Regions from separate parts of the Homo sapiens genome. Here region 1 is linked to region 2. A link is a loop called in an ENCODE intact Hi-C map of the cell type or tissue named here. Cell type or tissue: OCI-LY7. All regions are shown on one strand. Each heading gives the region's core, and the rest is flanking DNA. Links, peaks and the distances in the headings are about the cores only. Region 1 has its middle 27 kb from the start of CMAS. Region 2 holds the start of LOC124902895 (a long non-coding RNA gene).

The links. Peaks named below come from ENCODE experiments on the same cell type or tissue, not always from the same donor. Only the 100,000 strongest peaks of a DNase experiment are listed, where the experiment ranks them.
Region 1: it touches region 2 in a loop (4-fold over the local background); 3 of 110 quality-filtered maps call a loop at or near these places.

The regions. Positions count from the first base shown.
Region 1 is chr12:22,013,900-22,025,018 of GRCh38, reverse strand. No RefSeq gene overlaps it. Among named protein-coding and RNA genes, the nearest start is that of CMAS, 27 kb to the left of the region's middle. In OCI-LY7, for the core only: CTCF peaks have their summits at 5,729 and 5,936 (motif pointing right); no DNase peak of the experiment used is centred there.
Region 2 is chr12:21,243,845-21,254,963 of GRCh38, reverse strand. LOC124902895 (a long non-coding RNA gene) reads left to right here and starts at 4,401. Exons shown (of 2, transcript XR_007063239.1): 1 at 4,401-4,486. RefSeq lists an enhancer at 4,904-5,404. In OCI-LY7, for the core only: CTCF peaks have their summits at 5,863 and 6,062; no DNase peak of the experiment used is centred there.

The DNA.
Region 1 (11,119 bases), core at 4,736-7,235, 770 kb before region 2:
TGTCCCAGCTGAAGCAGAGGGAAAATTAACCCTGCTTCTGCTTTTTTGTTCTGTTTGTAGGCCCTAAAAAATTAGATGATGCCCACCCACATTAGTGAGGGTGATCTTTATTCAGTCTATTGATTCAAATTCTAATCTTTTCTAGAAATGCTTTCACAGACAAGCCCAGGAATAATGTTTTACAAGCTATCTGAGCATTCCTTAGCCCAGTTAACGCATAAAATTAACCATCACATAGCCAGGCATGGTGGCTCATGCCTGTAATCTCAGGACATTGGGAGGCAGAGGTGGGCAGATTACTTGAAGTCAGGAGTTCAAGACCTGCCTGGCTATATTAGTGCACTTTTATGCTGCTGATCAGGACATACCTGAGACTGGGTAATTTATAAAGAAAAAGAGGTTTAATGGACTCACAATTCCACGTGGCTGAGGATGCCTCACAATCATGGTGGGAGGCAAAAGTCACGTCTAACATGCTGGCAGGCAAGAGACAGAATGAGATCCTAGTGAAAGAGGTTTCCCCTTATAAAATCATCAGATCTCATGAGACTTATTCACTACCACTAGAACAGTATGGGGAAACTGCCCCCATGATTCAATTATCTCCCACCAGGTCCCTCCCACAACATGTGGGAATTCTGGAAGCTACAATTAAAGATGAGATTTAGGTGGGGACAGAGCCAGACCACATCATTCCATCCTTGGCCCCTCACAAATCTCATATCCTCACATTTAAAAACCAATCATGCCTTCCCAACAGTCCCCCAATGTCTTAACTCATTTCAGTATTAACTCAAAGTTCACAGCCCAAAGTCTCATCTTAGACAAGGCAAGTCCTTTCCACCTATAAGCCTGTAAAATCAAAAGCAAGTTAGTTACTTCCTAGGTACAATGGAGGTACAGGCATAAATACAGCTGTTCCAAATGGGAGAAACTGGCCAAAACAAAGGAACAACAGGCCCCATGTAAGTCTGAAATCCAGCAAGGCAGTCAAATCTTAAAGCTCCAAAATGATCTCCTTTGACTCCATGTCTCACATCCAGGTCACATTGCTGCAAGATGTGGGTTCCCGTGGTCTTGGGCAGCACCTCCCATGGCTTTGCAGAATGCAACCTCCCTCCTGGCTGCTTTCATGGGCTGGCATTGAGTGTCTGCTGCTTTTCCAGGCACACAGTGCAAGCTGTTGGCAGATCTACCATACTAGGATCTGGAGGACAGTGGCCCTCTTTTCACAGCTCTATTAGGCAGTGCCCCAGTGGGGACTCTGTGTGGGGGTGCCCACTCCACATTTCTCTTCTGCCCTCCCCTATCAGAGGTTCTCCATGAGGGCCCCACCCCTGCAGCAAACTTCTGCCTGGACATCCAGGCATTTCCATACATCCTCTGAAATCTTGGCAGAGGTTCCCAAATCCCAATTCTTGACTTCTGTGCACCTACAGGCTTAATACCACATGGAAGCTGCCAAGGTTTGGGGCTTGCACCCTCTGAAGCCATGGCCCAAGCTGTACCTTGATCCCTTTTAGCCATGGCTAGAGTGGCTAGGATGCAGGGCACTAAGTCTCTATGCTGCACACAGCAAGGGGGCCAATAAAACCATTTTTTTCCTTCTTGGCCTCCAGGCCTGCAATGGGAGGGGCAGCTGCAAAGATCTGTGACATGCCCTGGAGACATTTTCCCCACTTTCTTGGCGATTAACACTTGGCTCCTCATTACTTATACAGATTTCTGTAGCTGCAACATTAAATGCAGAATCTGCTTAGTGGGCCCATATCAATAAACTTGATCTGGTCCAACTTTATGTTGTATTCAGGCCCTCAATGGATTGGAGGATAACCCCCACATTGCTAAGGGTGATCTTTACTCAGTCTGCTGATTCAGATTATCCCAGAAGTATCCTCACAGACACACAGATAATATTTTACCAGCTGTTTGAGCACCACTTAGCCCCATTATATTGACAAATAAAATTAACAATCATGCTACTATTTTGCCTTAATTTACTACCTACATGCTAAACTACTCTTATCAGTTATTTGTAATAATCTTTTAATGAAGATTAAAAATCCTAACAAAAACTATTGCTTGAGTAGATGTTTGTCTCCACTATAGAGGTGAATCAAAGGAGTACCTGTAGGAAGCATTTGTTCTGGTGTCATATTTTATATGTCTGGTACCTTAGTCGCCATGATTCTTATTCTAAATCTATTTTGAACCTTTTGGGTTCTAGCACTAAGCATCTTAATGGTTCTTCTAATAGCCTGGACTGTTTCTCTGGCTACCTACATTGTAACCTGCTACTTTCTTTTGGGTCTGTGTTAAATTAATTCATAGGCATTTTATTTTCAGAAAATTTGGAAAGAAGCCTTCCCCGGAGATGACTACAAAACGTCATTATTGCATTATGCTCAATTCCTGAATGACATGACAGATTTTGTAACATTGTTCACTTTGCTAAGTAAACAAAATTGCGTAAATGTTACTTTTACCTTTGTTGTCTCCTTTTGATTTGATCTTTCAATCACAAATACTCTTTTGTAGACCTCACACAGTGTTGGGGGGTTATATCCTATGAGGTTTCAAATGAACAAAGAATTTTTATCATAACTTTTACTTTCATATAAAAGGTTACGAATTGAAGATGAAAAATAGCTCAGTAACCTGGAAAATGATTTTATTTATTTAAAAGAGATCAGTTTGGAAGTGCTGAAGAAGTAACCTTTCAAATTTAAAGAGATCCCTTAGGAAATGCAATAGAATAGCATATAGACTGAAACATTTCACTAAATAAATACAAATATATAATTTTATAAATATATGTGACCATACATGTATATATGTGTGTGAGTGTACACAGTTTTGAAATGAGGACGTTTACATTCCAAGCTGTGTGATGACAATAGGTGGTAAACAAGTCAGTTTGATTTGAGTAACTTGCTTATAGGCAGATGAATTATAACTTTTTAAGGTTCAATCAAATCAACATTTATTAAGCTCATGTTATGTAGAAGACACTAGCGTGAATAAGAGACAGTTTCTCTACTAAAGGAATTATTGAAGGGCATTATACAAACAGATTTAACAGAAGATAAGCGGAGAAACCTAAGTACCAAAAGACGAATAATAGAGTTTGGCTGTTTAAAGGGAGAAACAAATTACATCGAGTTCAGAGAAATTACATCAAGTTTGGAGGATCAGAAAAGACTTCAAGGATTATATGGGCTTTTGAAATAAGCCCTACAAAGATATGGGAATTTTAACAGATATTGATGGGATGGGACAGGAAAATTTATGCTATCAGATACTACAGGTGGTTTTATTTCTCTCTCATCACTACCCTTTTCTCTCTCTGGCCCTCTTCCTTCAAGGCCTCTTTTTCTTTGCCTACTAAGTGAATTTGAGGACACAGTGAATTTGAGAGTTCATCTTTCTTTTTAACACAATGGAGTATTACTATGGGCCGAAGAATAACTGGTTAAAATAAAATGAAAACCTGCTGAGACCTTCTGCATATATACTTTCTGTCTTTGTTTCCTCCTTGCCATTTCTATTCCTATGATTCACACTTCGTTTCATGGCACCAAGGTTTGCTCACCACTGCACACCCAGAGCTTGCATGTGTCACCACTGCACACCCAGAGCCTGCATGTGTCACCATTGCACACCCAGAGCCTGCATGTAGCAGGAATTCAATAAATATTTGCTGAATGACTAAACAAATGCAAGTATAGAGGCGAGGAAGGAACAGAGGAAAGCCTAAAGGTTTTTTGTTTGTTTGTTTTGAGACAAGAGTCTCGCTCTGTCGCCCAGGCTGGAGTGCTGCAGCATGATTTTGGCTCACTGTAACCTCCATCTCCTGGGTTCAGGTGATTTTCCTTCCTCAGCTTCTGGAGTAGCCAGGATTACAGACAGGCACCACCATACCTGGCTAATTTTTCTATTAGTAGAGACGGGGTTTCACCATGTTGGCCAGACTGGTCTTGAACTCCTGACCTCAAGCGATCTGTCTGCCTCAGCCTCCCAAAGTGCTAGGACTACAGGCATGAGCCACCGCGTTCAGCTGCATAAAGATATTTTACTAACTTCACATCTTTAATGTTTACCAGTTATTCTGTAAACTTATTGTAGAATAATTAGAATGTTGACAGGTAAAATGACACTTAACTTGGTTGTAGATGCAGAGCACTTAAAACCCAAAGAAAAATAAAAGAGCCAAACAATGACCTTGTATTATGAAAACACAAAGGTTTATATCCTAGTAGTTTAAAAATTAAAGTCATCTTATCAAACAAAATATCTTTGTGTAATTTTAAAGGGAATTTTAAAAAGGGAGCATAAGGTGAGAAAATGTTGAATATAAAATTTTGTTAAAGCTTGTGAATATCTGAAATTAGGTGATAATATTTGAATCCAGGTCAGGTTGTTGTCTATCAAAGATGTGACAAGTCTGTGCAACATACAGACATTAGTTAATAGAAATTTAGTCCTTACTCTTCTCAATGTGCCAAAGTCCACAGGCCCCCACAGAACTCCCCCTATTCAACAATTTCCTATTAAAAATGGCTGTTGGTGTTCCATACCCTAACTTCATAGAACATATTTATTCCTTATTGCAATTTTTTTCTGCTAGTTTACATATTTTCTATTTACATTGCTAAAACCCCATACAGCTTTTAATTTCTTTCACTGTATTTAATTGAATTGCTTGTCCTATTTAATCGTGCTTTATAATTATGTAGTTGAATCTACTAAGCAAGGTATATTTAAGGAAGCCTTGTTTCAATTTTTTTTTTCTCTGCTCGAGTCTCCTTATCCTTCTATGGGATACCACTTAACACACATATAACTATATATACTTATGTATTTATATAACTATATATAGATAATTGACCCTTGCACAATGTGGGGGTTAGGAATGCAGATCCCCCATGCAGTGAGAAATCCAAGCATAATTTTTGTCTCCTTCAAAACTTAATTACTAATAGCCTACTGTTGACCAGAAGCCTTAAACCATCAAGAACACAGATGGTTGATTAACACATATTTTGTATATTCTATATATTGTATATTGTATTCTTACAAAAAAGTAAGCAAGAGAAAAGGAAATGTGAAAGAAAATCATAAGGAAGAGAAAATACATTTACTGTTTATTAAGTGAAAGTGGATCAGCAGAAAGGTCTTAATCCTCATTGTCTTTATGTTGAGTAGACTGAGGAGGAACAGGAAGAGAAAGGGCTGGTTTTGCTATCTCAGAAATGGCAGGGGAAGAGAAAATCCATGCATTAAGTGGATTCCTGCGGTTCAAACACATGCTGCTCAAAGGTCACTGTATATTATAATATTTTCCCCTTTTTCTTAAATAAATGATAGATTATGGCCAATGTTTTCTACCTTACATTTTTAAGTATAATGATAGACCCTACAGGTAACTCTATAGCATTATAGTAGATATAAATATTTAAAAAAATGATTAGGGAAAATGCCTAAAGTAACATCACAAATAAAATTGCAATCACTGGTAGACTTTTGGAATATATGTCAATGGTCAACAAATGTTACCACACACTACGAAACCGCTGTTTACTAAAAACTATCGTAATTGGTAATCAAAAAGTAATGTTTTAAGCATTTACATCCTAACGTAATGATTCGTTGTGTGTGTGTGTGTGTGTGTGTGTGTGTGTGTGTGTATGCTTTAGTGGGCTTTCATATATTTTATAAAATTGGTAGGAGTTGCAGGTTGATAAGTAATATGTTATACTTTTTCCTCATTGAAATAATGTGATATGTTCTCTAAGTTAGTGTTGTCGCACAGAATGTCTGATTTCCAAAAAGAGATTACTGATAATAAGAGGATTATGTATTTTATTTCTTTATCTTAATTCACCTGTATGGATGATTGATGTTATAATTTTACTACCAGACAGTAGGTGGCACTATAAGTATGCATTCATTAGAGACCAAATTAATTTATAATAAACTCCGACACGTAATTTGTATTTAATACTTGAAGTTGTTGCGCTTAATGTTGTTCGGAAAATGGACCATTGTCTAATGCCTAGAAATATATTTCTGATATATTTAGAATGTATATCCAAAATTTATTTGAAATACTTTCAGTTATAGCTATTAAGGGTGTGTGCGTGTCTGTCTGTGAGACAGTAGAAAAATATTATGTTACTGATACTCCAATACCAAATTATTGTTTAATTTAGTATAGTGAATAATTTTAATGAGTCAATCATTTCAGTATTACATTATCCAAAATAAAGACTGAGTATATTCCTTAGGCACTGACAAATGAGCTACCTTTCCCTCAATTTTTAAATACTGATTTTTTAAAAGGAAATCAGGCCAGGCATGGTGGCACATGCCCATAAGCTATGCAGTTTGGGAGGCCAAGGCAGGAGGATAGCTTGAGGTCAGAAGTCCGAGACCAGCCTGGGAAACATAATGGGATCCAATCTCTACAAAAAAATAAAAATAAATAAATTAGTCAGGTGTGGTGACATGTGTCTGTAGTCCCTAGGAGCCTAGGAGCTCAATCGCTAGTCATGATGATGTCACTTACTCCAGCCTAGGTGATAGAGTGAGACGGTCTCAAAAAAAGAAAGAAAGAAAGAAAAACAAAGTAGATTTAATGTCAAAATTAGAATTTTGTTGGTCTTCTTAATATTTATTATGATTTTTTTTTTACTTTGAATTTTTAATGGTGCTTTAAAAAAACGTTACCACTGACCTCCATGTTGCTAAATCCAGTTTTCAATTCTCAGGCCTCATGATGTTTGACATATCAACAGTATTTCACACACAGCAGATTACTCTTTTTTTTTTTTTTTTTTTTTTTTTGTGACAGTCTCTATTTTCCAGACTGGAATGCAGTGGCACGATCTTGGCTCACTGCAACCTCCGCCTCCCAGGCCCAAGTGATCCTTCCACCTCTTCCTCTCCAGTAGCTGGGACTACAGGTGCCCGCCACCACACTTGGCTAATTTTTTGTATTTTTAGTAAAGACAGGGTTTCACCATGTTGGCCAAGCTGGTCTTGAACTGCTGACCTCAAGTGATCCACCTGCCTCGGCCCCCCAAAGTGCTGGGATTACAGGTGTGAGCCATTGCTCCCGGCCCTACTCTTTTCTCCTGAAAACATCTTTTTTTTCCTCCCTTAGCTTTTAGGACACCACACCCTTCTAGTATTCATTCTACATCACTGACTGGTCCTTCTCTGTTTTCTTTGCTTTTTTGACTTCCCCTGAATCTTCTAATGTTGAATGCCCCAGAGATCGGTTCTTGATCAACTTTTTTCTTATCCATACTCATTGCCTCACTGATATCATCCAGATTTATGGTTTTAAATATAAGTAAAATTTTCATATTTTAAGTGGAGTTCAAAAGCTTCAGTTGTGTGAAAGGAGCTATTACAGTATTTTAAGGAGAATCTGATTGCAAATCAAGTCACATTTAAGTTCCACAAAATCATGAGATGTGTTATGGTAGCCTCTGTGTACCATCATTCTTATGGCGAAGATTCCCAAATGTATATCTCTAGCCTAGACCTCCTCTCTGAATTCCAGACATAAATTCAACTGCCTACTTGGCAATTCTACTTGGATACCTAATTAACATCTCAAATTAAATGTGCCCAGATTTTTTTCCCCACCACCAAACCTCCTCCACCTCAGTCTTATTCAGCTCAGGTAATGTTAACTACATATATTTTCCATTGCTCAGGCCAAAACCATTGAAAGCATTCTTGACTCTTATTTTCAACCTGCCAGGAAGTCCTGTTGACTGTACCTTCCACATATACCCAGAATCTGACCACTTCTCACTATCTCCACTGTTCCTACCATCCAATCAATTATCACATTTCACTTGAGTCATTGCACTAGCCCTCCAACTAGCCTCTCAACCTCCATCCTGACTGCCTTACAATCCACTTTCAACACAGCAGCCAGAGTTGCTCTCAAAATGGAAGTCAGTTTATTTCATCCTTGCTCAAAATTCTGTAGTGACTCCACTTTTCATGCAGAATAAAAATCAAAGTCCTTGGAATATACTCTAAGGTCTAACATGACCTAGTCCTCATTACCTCTTTAAGCTCATCTCTTACTGCTCTTCCCCTCTCTCACTCCATTTCATCCACTTAAACTATACTGGCCTCTCTTATTGTTCCACAAACACGGCAGGTGCACTCCTATCTCAGGGCCTTTGTACGAAGTGTCTCCTTTACCTGAAAGGCTTTCCTCTTATTCTTATTTATTTATTTTATTTTTGATAGAGTCTCACTCACTCTGTTGCCCAGGCTGGAGTGCAGTGGTACAATCTTAGGCACTGCAACCTCTGCCTCCCAGGTTCAAGTGATCCTCCTGCCTCAGCCTCCCGAGTAGCTGGGATTACAGGCCACCACGCCTGGCTAATTTTTGTATTTTTAGTAGAAACGGCGTTTTACCATGTTGGCCAGGCTGATCTCGACCTCCTGACCTCAGGTGATCTGCCCGCCTTGGCATCCCAAAGGGCTGGGATTACAGGCGTGAGCCACTGTGCATGGCCATCCTCTTACTCTTTCTGTGGCTTGCTCTCTCCCCTCCTTGTTCTCTTCTCCTCTCACATTGAGGGGTATAGTGAAGTTACTACTTACAGTTTCAAACTTTGTCACTGGCCCCAGCATCCCATCTCTCTTACCCTACTCTCTATTTTCTCCAAATAATATATCATCTTTGGTATAATGTATATATCATTTTTATATAGTATATAAAAATATAAATATATTTTAGAAATAATATAGATACATTTATAACTAATATAGGAATTATATAATGGCTTATTATATTTATTATTTTCTGCACTAAAATATAAGCTTCATATGAACAGAGATTGTCTTTTTGAATCACTCCTCTGTTAGTGATTAGGACAATGCCTAATTGTAGGTAATCAATAAATATTGTAGGTAATCAATAAATACTTATTAAATGATGAATAAATGAATGAATGCTGGGAAGATAGTGCACCATACATTTTCAGTATTCAGGGTCTCTAAAGATTGCTTAGATTGTTAATTTAGAAATGATCACTTGGATTTTTAAGGATGATTCACTGATATAATAGTTGTTTTTTCCTTTAAAGCTGATTGAACCAGTGGTGGACTTAACTAGAATGAAATTTCAAAATATTATACAGCTGGCCTAGTTAAAAATATAATTCACACAGTTTAAGGTATAATAAGAAAGTGTCTAAGGTTTGAGAAATATTTAATATATTGAATATCTAGATTGCCCAGTAAGAAAGGAAATTGACATTAATCAGGCTATTAACATACAAGTCTTTCACATACATATTATCATTTACTCCTTGCAACTCTGGGATGTAGGTATTGCCCTAATTCTCCTGACTTGGAGGTTTTGGCTTGGGAACATATAATTACTTGGCCACCGTCACATACTACTTGGGAGCACAGTTGGGATTCAAATCCAGTTTTGTTTCCTAAGCTCATGGTCATTAATGACATGATTCTGCCTCACTATTCTTTAAGAGGAAATATATTTAAATCTTTAACAGAATGTATTTGTTGTGCCAAGGCCAAGTACAGGTAATAAAAAATCAGATAGACAAACCGGTGATTTATGAACATTTATAGCCCAGAGAGACCTCAATCAACTTCTAGACCCACCTCCAATTTCAACCTTGGTCCAGGATCAATTTTATTTTATTTTATTTTGATTTAGATAAGAGATAGATTAAAAAGAAACACTGATGTTAGGTCCCTTCATACTCTATATCTGGATAACTGAAGATAGTGTTTTTCAAGTCTTACTGTACATTCAACTCTTTAGTTCCATCATTAAGGACAAAGCAAAGTAATCTATGTAATAAAATCAACCTGACCGGGACATAGTCAATTTGATTATTCTGACCACTCTGGCAGCCAAGCTAGATTTTGGGTTGATTCCCATAAAAAATTAACCTATCTATCTCCTCTCCTAAACTTGGATGGGAAAAAAAAAATAGAACAAAGTTCTTCTGTCTGAAGTAGATTCTGCTTCCGGTCCCAGCCTCCGGATGATAATGACTCAAAGGGCAAAACATAAGTAAAGTGCATGCAAGGGTCATCTGTTGTTTTGAAATGAAATGAAGTCGCCTAACTCACACATCTGCTCCCCACCCCTGCTTTCTGGAGACGGCTAATGATCAAACGGAGCCCAGATTCTCCCCATACCCGTTTTGTGGAAATACCACCAGGGAAAGTGTTCCCTTGGCACTTAAGCTATAACTCAGAGTCTCAGAAAGTTCTTTTCTCTCTCATGCCCCAGTGTTAGTCGAGTGACTTTTGAGGCTTGAGGATGTTCTGCATGACTTTTATTTTGAGATCACATGTCTTGACACAGCTGGTGAGTGTTAATGACCAGGCCACAGCGCTCAGGTCTGCACGTCCACTCTCCCCATTTCCCAACAAGGGAAACATCCTGGGTTGTGGTTCTCACAACACAAAGGAGACACTAAAGCCTTAGAATAATCCTCAGTGGGAGAGGAGCTATTTTTCAATTTGGCTCAGGACCAAGTGCCAAAAAAACGTAAAACCATTGATTACATATTACTCCTTTTGGCCAAAAAGCAGAAATTATACAAACATGCAGGAACAATTTACTATATTTCTTTCCCACATTCTTTATTTTCCCCAGATATATTGTTTAAATTTGAACAGTTCTGCAAAAGATCCCATGGGAATAACACTTCCCACATGAACAGCTTCCTTGCTTATGAGAGTCAATTCGGTTCTCTGGTGGCCTGAAGGGCCAATTTAAGGTTATGTAAAGTAGCTGAGTAGCTGAGATAATATAACACCAGACGTCCTCATATGCCATTCTGTGGGGGAAGGGAAGAGGGAGAATCGTAAACCCCCAATATCTATGAGTTAATAAAAGACCATTCTCTGTAGCTTTGGGCTTAGTGTTACCTTCATACTATTCTTGCTCATGCCAACACAAAGCCCTGGTGATACAACAGAAAAGACAAGGAGGAGGACTGAGATATGATGTGGTGCAGCTCAGATCAACAACCACATATCATGATTGATATGCTAGGAATTAAACTGAAGGTTCAAAGGCAAGTTACATTCAATCTTT
Region 2 (11,119 bases), core at 4,961-7,460:
AAGACTAAAGCAGGAAGAAGTTGGATATCTGAATAGACCAATAACAGGCTCTGAAATTGAGGCAATAATTAATAGCCTACCAACCAAAAAAAGTCCAGACCAGACAGATTCACAGCCTAATTCTACCAGAGGTACAAAGAGGAGCTGGTACCATTCCTTCTGAAACTATTCCGATCAATAGAAAAAGAGAGATTCTTCCCTAACTTATTTTATGAGGCCAGCATTATCCTAATACCAAAGCCTGGCAGAGACACAACAAAAAAAGAGAATTTTAGGCCAATATCCCTGATGAACATCGATGCGAAAATCCTCAATAAAATACTGGCAAACGAAATCCCGAAGCACATCAAAAAGCTTATCTACCACGACCAAGTCAGCTTCATCCCTGGGATGCAAGGCTGGTTCAACATATGCAAATCAATAAATGAAATCCATCACATAAACAGATCCAACAACAAAAACCACATGATTATCTCAACAGATGCAGAAAAGGCCTTTGACAAAATTCAACAGCCTTTCATGCTAAAAATTCTCAATAAACTAGGTAATGATGGAACATATCTCAAAATAATAAGAGCTATTTATGACAAACCCACAGCCAATATCATACTGAATGGGCAAAAACTGGAAGCATTCCCTTTGAAAACTGGCACAAGACAGGGATGCCCCCTCTTACCACTCCTATTCAGCATAGTGTTGGAAGTTCTGGCCAGGGCAATCAGGCAAGAGAAAGAAATAAAAGTATTAAATTAGGAAAACAGGAAGTCAAATTGTCTCTGTTTGCAGATGACATGATTGTACATTTAGAAAACCCCATTGTCTCAGCTCAAAATCTCCTTAAGCTGATAAGCAACTTTAGCAAAGTCTCAGGATACAAAATCAATATGCAAAAATCACAAGCATTCCTATACACAAATAACAGACAAACAGAGAGCCAAATCATGAGTGAACTCCCATTCACAATTGCTACAAAGAGAATAAAATACCTAGGAATCCAACTTACAAGGGATGCGAAGGACCTCTTCAAGGAGAACTACAAACCACTGCTCGACGAAATAAAAGAGAACACAAACAAATGCAAGAACATTTCCATGCTCATGGATAGGAAGGGTCTTGAACTCCTAACTTCAGGCGATTCACCCACTTTGGCCCCTCAAAGTGCTGGGATTACAGGCGTGAGTCACGGCACCCAGCCTAGCATAGGTAATCTTAACCAAAATTTTAGGGACATGACAGTGGAGAGCTGTCCTTCAGATGGTGTCACTGAAGTATTCATGACTATTTTGGTTTTTTTTTGTGTTGTGATGAATACTTTTATTTTGTCACCTAAAAATCATAGTGATCCATATATCACAATTTTTTTTGAGATGGAGTATCGCTCTGCTTATATCACAATTTTACTAATTCCATTTACTTTTAATGGTTTTAATTTTCTGAGAGTGAGAAATCTTAGAATGACAATGAATTGAGGCCAGTGAATATAAAGAAAACTGGTACTAAGAAAATGGGTGAGAAATTTGCAGTTATCAAAAAATCACAGCCATCCTTAAAAACTGAAAAATATATGCCAACAATTTATTACTTCAATTTAAAAACTTCTCATAACCCATTTTATAAATAACTTTTTCAGTTTAATACACTATAGGCCTTCCACAATTTACACATATATTGTATTCAAGACAATTATTTGTGAATTGGAAGTTTGGTGCTCTGTGTATTTTTCCCGTAGAAGCATTTAGAGTCCGTTCTGCCATATACTGAGCACATCAAAATAGGATGCTCATAATTAGAATGGTAAAATTCATTTTTTTCTATTTTATATTGCTAAAAATATTGCTCCTACTATTATTTCCACATATCAGAAAGAGTGCTAACTACCCAGATTCTATATTCAGCTTCTGTGGCCCAGCTGCTAGGAGTGAGGTATTTCCATTGAATATGGAGGTAGAGAACTGCCAGGATACACAGAAGCTGGATTAGATTAGATTAGAGACACAGAAAAGAGAATACAAGGAAGAGAACCAATGGAACACTGCAGCATCTCCATCTCCTCCCTCCTATTCCCTTTATGTTTCTTTCTTTCTTTTTTTTGTTTCTAACCTTTGAGGATTTGTGACCTTCTCATCAAATATACTTCTCGGACAACTTATCCTTTGTAATTTGGCCATCACAGAGTTATACTTTTTTCCTTTACTTGCAAAGGTTCCAGAAATCAACCCCTCCCATTTTCTTTTCCTTCTGCTATCAAAGGTTGCCAGGATCAGTCCTCTGCACCAATCCCTAGATGAATGATGCCCTTTTTCTACTTCCCAGGAATAAGCACATAACATTTACCGTTCTTACAAAGGTGCAATCACAAAGATTAGACTAGATATTACTTAACAATAACAGGCACCAGTGTGCTAAAAATGGTAAATGGCAACAAGAAAAATAGTAATATCCTAAATATTTTTCTCATCACCTTTAAATATTTATAAACAAGCCTTTAGCCTCTGGAGTCTACATTCTTACTCTTTGCCAAGCGAAACACGATTCCTTAGCTTTCCTTTATTCAGAACCCTCTCTTAATCAAAAATCCCCAGTTCTAGAGTCTGAGTTCTCATTCCTTTTTGCATTAACTGCTGCTAAAGCTTAGCTGCCCAGCCTTACAGGACCAGGCAGTGGGAAGTGGCACAGTTAATGTTAGCTCCTGTCGTTTTGCACAACCTTAGCCTGGCCAGATTCCCAGGCCTCCCAAGCTGCTTTAGGCCTTCCCTAAATAATGTTTCAGTTTAGAAGGAAGGTCCTCCACTCTGCCTACCTGGGGTAAATATTCTTAACTTTCTGAAAGAAGGAAACTTTGAGAACCACCTGTCTTTCGGTGGTTTAGACTGTAACCAAAATACGATAATTCCTTATTCTTAACATAGAATAGGAGAGAGAGAGACTCGGTTAGTGAGACTGTAATAAAAATATGATAATTCCTTATTCTTAACAGATAGATTTGAACTAGAAATAACAATTAAAATGCTCTTTTAGGTAACACTTTTCCTCTGTCTCTTCTTATTTTCATTGATTGCAAAAAATAATGGACCTTACTTATTCCTTTTTTAACTTTCCCATAATTGAAAATTAATTACATTTGGTCTTTATTCTTTGATATGAATATTTATATCTTAAATTTATATTCTATGTATTCATCATACCTAGTGATCGTATTACCATTGAATGGAAACCCACTGCAAGTGATTTCAATTAAGGTTGAACAATCCTGAAATAATACAAAGTCAAAGAAACATTAAACATCATTAAAATATTAAACTAAGCATCAAAACATTTCTCAGTATCCTTAATCTTCATGATAGAATACAATCCTTCAAGTGAATGGCCCACATTACATAAAGTTATATTATCAGTTGTTTTAAAAGGCAAACACTAGAATGATAATAATAACAATTATTACTTCTTTCTTTATTGAACGCATTATGATTTCAAGACAGTTGAATGAATATTTTCACATTTCCTTATGAAAATCTTATCTGTAAGTTTAGAACAGACTTTCTTATGTCCATTAAAAACACTGATTTTGTATGGTCTCTTCAGTCCCAATAGCTCATATGAAAAGACCAGATATTTGTTCTCAGGGTAGATCTCAGCAGACCTCTTTTTGCCACCTTATTTCTGTTATCAATGTTAATGTAAAAGCTTACTAATATGATTCATAAATTACACAATATATCCAGAGGAGTCACAAACGTTTTCTGTATTCTAGTGTCTAGTGTATTACTGCCATCTTAAAGGTAAGGAACACATTTATTTATTTATTTTGAGACTGAATTTCGCTCTTGTTGCCCAAGCTGGAGTGCAATGGCGCCATCTTGGCTCACTACAACCTCCGCCTTCCGGGTTCAAGCAATTCTCCTGCCGCAGCCTCCCGAGTAGCTGGGATTACAGGCACGAGCCACCACACCCGGTCATTTTTTTTGTATTTTTAGTAGAAAGGGGGTTTCACCATGTTAACCAGGCTGGTCTCAAACTCCTGACCTCAGGTGATCTGCCCACCTCGGCCTCCGAAAGTGCTGGGATTACAGGTATGAGCCACCGCGCCCGGCCAGGAACACATTTATATCCTTGCTTAGAAATTCACTCACTCTTGCATTTAGAAAGCTATTTCCACAATTTTGTTTTTCTGTGGTCAATGAAGGTCGCTACCATCCCTGGTATAACACCTACCAAGTGAAATGAAATTATAGTGCAGTAGTGGAGGAGATGGTTTGGGGTAGGGGAGATGACCAAGATTTAAAATTCCATTTTTACTGAAATATTGAAGTAACTGATGAAAAGGTGTTTTTCCCCTTGAACTGTTTGATGACTGTATTTTTTTCAGAGCTAAGTAGCTGGCATCATTCAACAGTTACTAAGCACCTCCCAGGAGATGCTATTCTAGTCATGTTCTTCAGCGTAAAGAGATAAATGATGCTTCCTCTCAACTGAGTGACTAGAAGAAGTAAGTCATTTAACCTTTCTTAGCCTCAGTTTCCTTGTTTGCTAAGTGAGGATAATAATATTCATCTCATATGTTATGAAAATCTTCAACACAATGAACTAGCACTGTAAACCTCAATTTTATTTACACGTAGTTTCCCTTTAAAGATTGTAGGAGAGTTACCATTTATTAAGGTTCTCAAAAGTATTCAAGAACACTTATAAGATTAAAAGGGGTGGCTGGGCGCAGTGGCTCACGCCTGTAATCCCAGCACTTTGGGAGGCCGAGACGGGCAGATCGCGAGGTCAGGAGATCGAGACTATCCTGGCTAACACGGTGAAACCCCGTTTCTACTAAACAAAATACAAAAAGTTAGCCGGGCATGGTGGTGGGCGCCTGTAGTCCCAGCTACTTGGGAGGCTGAGGCAGGAGAATGGTGTGAACCCAGGAGGCAGAGCTTGCAGTGAGCCGAGATCCCACCACTGCACTCCAGCCTGGGCGACAGAGCGAGACTCCGTCTCAAAAAAAAAAAAAAAAAAAAAAAAGACTAAAAGGGGCAAAAAATTAAGTTAACCTTAATATAATAAAAGTTAAACATATAGTTATTTTTTAGAAGACCAAAAAAAAAAAAAAGGAAACTCTTTTAGCTGTGCTTTTGCAAAGGACAGTAACAATTTGTTAGCCCGGTAGAGGGCACTGAGGACAGTGAAGCCATGTCTGCTATTTAAGGAAGAAGATTCTTTCATAAGGAGATTGTCAAGAGGAAATCATCAGGAAGGGGAAGTTAACTTATCTAAGGGAGATTTTGGGAAGGGAGAGGTTGCAGTTCATTCCTGGTTGTGTTCTCTGATAAGTGCCTGACATGTATTTGTCATTGTAATTGATTTTCAGTGGTGGTTGTACCCTGTCTGCAAACTACACACACAAGAGGCAAGCTCACATTTGTTATCAACTTCTATTTTTACCCAGGGAAAAGGTTAGCATGCAGGAGAACTGGGGGACTTGCAGGTAGGGATAGTATTTTCCTAAAAGTTGGCTTAAAATCTTCAACAATTCAGTGGAAATGATGGATGTGTGTGATATAGTAACATACATATACAATAACAATCACACACTCACTTCTACATTCACATGGATGTACACTCACACTATTCTCCTCATGCTAATACTCAAATGCCCACTCACATGCACACACCCATGCATCGTTATCATGTAAGATGTTTATCATTGTAATGTGACTCCTGCTTTACATGTGATATTGAGCAGCTCTGTATTTTGATAGAACTCTCACAGGATGAATTCATCACTAAAGCACCCTGTGAAGCTAAATGTGCTATTTCATTTAATTACTAAAGGATATATTCTTAATACAACAGATGTAATTTAAATTGATACTCTGTTGTTCTCACTAATGACAATAAGCCATCAGGACCTGCTGTTTCTTGAGATGATTTTCAGTTAGATCTAATAAAAACCTATCAATAGGCAGTATAGATAGGGAATGCTTGTCTTACTGTTTGCAAAAGATGGACAAAAACTCTAAGTCATTTCACAGCTGACCCAGATCATTGAAATGTAAATTTTTAAAAGTTTTAAAACACTGCCCTCTTTAGGACTATTTAAGATTAACATTTTGTTAGTCATAAGCTTACATGATACCCACATCTCTGTGAACAGCAAGATCCCAAGATTTGGGATGGAGCAACTCAAGCTAAGGGCCCACATACACGCTAAAAGGATGGAGTGGAGCTACCATCAAGTTATGCCTTATGCAAATAAGATGCCCACCCCTCATTTGTTTTTTTAATAAAAGCCTTTGCATTCAACTGTAAAAATGGCAACACTCTTCCAGGCCCCCTCTCCACAGTGGAGGGCCTTCTGCTTTAGCTTATTAAGCTTGCACTCCAACATCACCCTTGGTGTCTGCACTCCTTAACTTTCCTGGTCGTGAGACAAAGAACTCCTGGGTACTACCTTAGGCAACAAGAGACTGCTACATTGTGGTGCATTGGCGAGACTGTAACAATGTGATTTTCAATGTTGCAGGTAGGGACTGGTTGGAGGTGATTAGATCATGGAATTTGATCCGTCATAAATAGATTAGCACCATCACTTAGTAATCAGTGAATTCTCACACAGTTAGTTTACATCAGATCTGGTTGCTTAAAAGAATGGGATTTCCCCTCTTCTCTCCCTTTTGCACCTGCTCTCACCGTGTGACATGCAGGCTTCTTCTGTCACCTTCCACCATGATTGTAAGCTTCCTGAGGCCTCATTAGGAGCAGACGCCACTATCATGCTTTCTGTAAAGTCTGCAGAACCATGAGCCGATTAAACCTCTTTTCTTCATAAATTACGTAGTGTCAGATATTTATTCATAGAAAAGCAATTACACTAATACTTGAAGTATGTTATTTCAATGAATAATTTCAACTGTAATGGGAATGGGAAGATGCAAGTTCTATTCCATCAGTCTGTTTTGTGCTTGTGGCTCTCTCACTTCCACTCACAGAGTCATTATTGTCAATTTTTTTCAATAGGAATTTTGGACATTCTTTCCAAGGAGTTGAGTCTCATGTAAATATTCTCAGGACCAGGCAAAATTTGAGATTATTTCCTTCTTAGGATTATTTAGACACTTTTAATCAATGAGATTGTGTTGTTTTTAATTATTTTATTTTATTCGTGGTTACATAGTAGACATATATATTAATGGGGTATATGAAATATTTTGATACAGGCATGCAATGTAAAATAAGCACATCATGGAGAATGTTTTATTTATTCCCTCAAACGTTTGTCCTTTGGTTTATAAATAATCCAATTACACTCTTTCGATTGTTTTAAAATGTAAAATTAAGTTATTATTGACTATAATCATCCTGTTGTGCTATAAAATATTAGTTCTTATTTATTCTTTCTGTTTTTGTTTGTATTCATTAACCATCCCCATCCACCCCCTACTCCCACTACCTTTCCCAGCCTCTGGTAAACATTCGTCTACTGTCTGTGTCCGACTGTTTTGATTTTTAGATACCACAAATAAATAAGAACATGTGATATATCTCTTTCTATGCTTGGCCTATTTCACATAACACAATAATCTCCAGTTCCATCCATGTTGTTGCATATTACTGAATCTCATTTGTTTATGGCTAAATAGTAATCCATTGTGTACATGTACCACATTTTCTTTATTCATTATCTGTTGATGGATACTTAGTTTGCTTTCAAATCTTAGCTATTGTAAACAGTGCCACAACAAACATAAAAGTGGAGATATCTCTTAGATGTACTGATTTCCACTCTTTTGGGTATACACCTAGCAGTGAGATTGCTGGATCATATGGTAGCTCAATTTTTAATTTTTTGAGGAACCTCTAAACTGTTCTCCATAGTGATGGTACTAATTTACTTTCTCACCAATAGTGTACAAGTGTTCCCTTTACTCCACATCGTCACCTGCATTTGCTATTGCCTGTCTTTTGGATTTAAGCCATTTTAACTGGGGTGAGATAATATTGTAATTCTGATTTGCATTTCTCTGATGATCAATGATGTTGAACACCTTTTCATATGTCTCTTTTCCATTTTCATGTCTTCTTTTGAGAAATGTCTATTCAGAAATTTTGCCCATTTTTGGATTGGATTATTACACTTTTTCTTACAGTTGTTTGAGCTCTTTATATATTCTGATTATTAATCTTTTGTCAGTGGGTAGTTTGCAAATATTTTTCTGCCATTCTGTGGATTGTCTTTTTGCTTTGTTGATTATATCCTTTGCTGTGCAGAAGCTTTTTAACTTGATGTGATCTCATTTGTCCCCTATTACTTTGGTTACCTGTGCTTGTGTGGTGTTTCTCAAGAAATTTTTGCCCAGACAAATGTTCTGGAAACTTTAAATCTACGAATCTACAAAACTATGAAATTACGAACCTCAAACTATGAAACTACAAAAAGTTGCATGACATGTCATGAAATAAAAAGTTTCATAGTTTGATGTCATAGATTTAAGTCTTTAATTCATTTTGATTTGATTTTAGTTAGTTGATATTGTGAGAAATAGGGATCTAGTTTCATTCTTCTGCATATAGATATCTAGTTTTCCTAATTCCTGAAGAGACTGTCTTTTCCGCAGTGTATGTTCTTGGCATCTTTGTCAAAATCAATTCACTGTAGGTGTGCAGATTTGTTTTTGAATTCTGTTTTATATTCCATTTGTGTATGTGCCTATTGTTATGCCAGTGCCCTGCTGTTTTGCCTGCTACATTCTATAATATAATTTGAAGTCAAGTAATGTGATTTCTCCAGTTTGTTCTTTTTGCTCAGGATGGCTTTGGCTCTTCTGAGTCTTTTGTGGTTTCAGATAAATTATAGGGTTGTTTTTTCTATGTCTGTGAAGAACATTGTTGAGATTTTGACAGAGATTGCATTGGATGTGTATATTGCTTTGAGCAGCATAAATATTTAACAATATTGATTCTTTTAATCCATTAACATGGAATATCTTTATTTGGTATCCACTTCAATTTCTTTCATCAGTATTTTATATTTTTCGGTACACAGATCTTTTACTGTTATGGTTAAGTTATTCCTAGTATTTTATTTATATATATGTGTGGCTATTTTAAGTGGTATTACTTTTTAAATTTTTTTCACATTGTTTACTGTTGACATATGGAAATGTTAGTGATTTTTTATATGTTGATTTGTTATCCTATAACTTTACTGAATTTGTTTATCACTTTTAACAATTTTCTTGTGGAGTCTTTAAGTTTTTTAAAATATAGGATTTTGTTATCTGCAAACAAGTAAAATTTGACTTTTTTTCTTTCCAATTTGGATGTTCTTTATATCTTTCTTTTGTTTAATTGCTCTAGCTAGGACTTCCATTATTATGTTGAACAACAGTAAGGGAAAGTGGGTGTTCTTGTTGTGTTCCAGATCTCAGGAAAAGAGACTTTCAGGTTTTCCCCATTCAGTATGATACTAGCTGTGGGTCTGTTGTATATGCCTTTTATTATGTTGAAGTATGTTCCTTCTATAACAAGCTTTTTTTCAGAGCTTTTAATCATAAAAGAAATGTTTAATATTACCAAATGCTTTTTAATTATCAAGTGAAATAATCATATGCTTTTTATCCTTTATTCTGTTGATATGATGTAATACATTGATTGATTTGTGTATGTTTAAACATCCTTACATCCCAGGGATACATTCTACTTGGTCATAATAAATGGCTATTTCAAATCTATTGTTGAATTTGGTGTTCTAGTATTTAATTGAGAATTTTTGCATTGATATTTATCAGAGATATTGGCCTGCAGTTTTTGTTTTTGATATGTCTTTGTCTCATTTTTGACATCAGTAATACTAGCTTTGTAGAGTGAGCTTGGAAGTATTTTCTTCTCTTCTATTACATGAAATAATTTGAATACGATTGCTATTAATTCTTCTTTAAACATTTGGTAGAATTCAGCCGTTAAACCATTGGATCCTGCACTTTTCTTTACTGGGAGCCTTTTTGTTATGGCTTTGATCTTGTTACTTGTTTTTGCCCTGTTCAGTTTTTGGATTTCTTCTTGGTTCAGTCTTGGTAGTTTGTATGTATCTAGGAATTTGTCCATTTCTTCTAAATTTTCCAATTTATTGGCATATAGTTGCTCATAGTAGCAAATAATGATCCTTGGAATTCCTGCAGTATCAGTTTTAATATATTTTTTCATTTCTGATTATATTTATTTAGATATTCTTTTTTACTCTTAGTCTGTCTGAACATCTGTCAATTTTAACTTTTCAAAAAATTAACTTTTTATCTTTTGTATAGTTTTTTATAATTTCAATTTTATTAATTTCTGCTCTGACCTTTATTATCTTTTTTCTTCTAATTTTGGGTGTAGTTTACTCTTGTTTTTCTAGTTGTTTAAGATGCATTGTTAGATAGTTTCTTTGAAGTTTTTTCTCCTGTGGCGTAGGCACTTATAACTATAAACTTCCCTGTTAGTACTGCTTTTCCTCTATCCCATAGATTTTGGTATGCTGTGTTTCCATTACCATTTGTTTAAGAGTTTTTTCAAGATTATTTTTAATTCCTTCAAAGCCCACTGGTCATACAGGAGCATATTGTTTAATTTCCATGTAATTTGTATTGTTTCCAAAATTTCCATTGTTATTGATTTCTAGTTATTTTATTTTGTCCAGAGAAGATGCTTGACATTATTTCATGTTCTTTCAATGTTTTAAGATTTGTTTTATGACTTAACATATGGTCTACCCTTGAGAATAATTCATGTGTTGAGAAAAATAATGTATCCTGCAGCTCTGGGATGAAATTTTCTGTGAATATCTATTAGATTCATTTGGACTATAGTAGAGATTAAGTCTGATGTTGATTTTTTGTCTGGAAGATTTGTCCATAATGAAAGTGAGGTGTTGAAGTCTCGAACTATTATTGTATTAGGGCCTATATCTCTCTTTAGCTCTAATAATAGTTCCTTTATATATTGGAGTGCTCCAGTGTTGGGTGCGTATGTTTTCAAAATTCTTATATCTTCTTGCTGAGTTGGCCGCTTTGTCATTATGCAATGACCTTGTTTTTGTCTTCTTACAGTGTTTGTCTTACAATCTATTTTGTCTGATATAATTATAGTGACT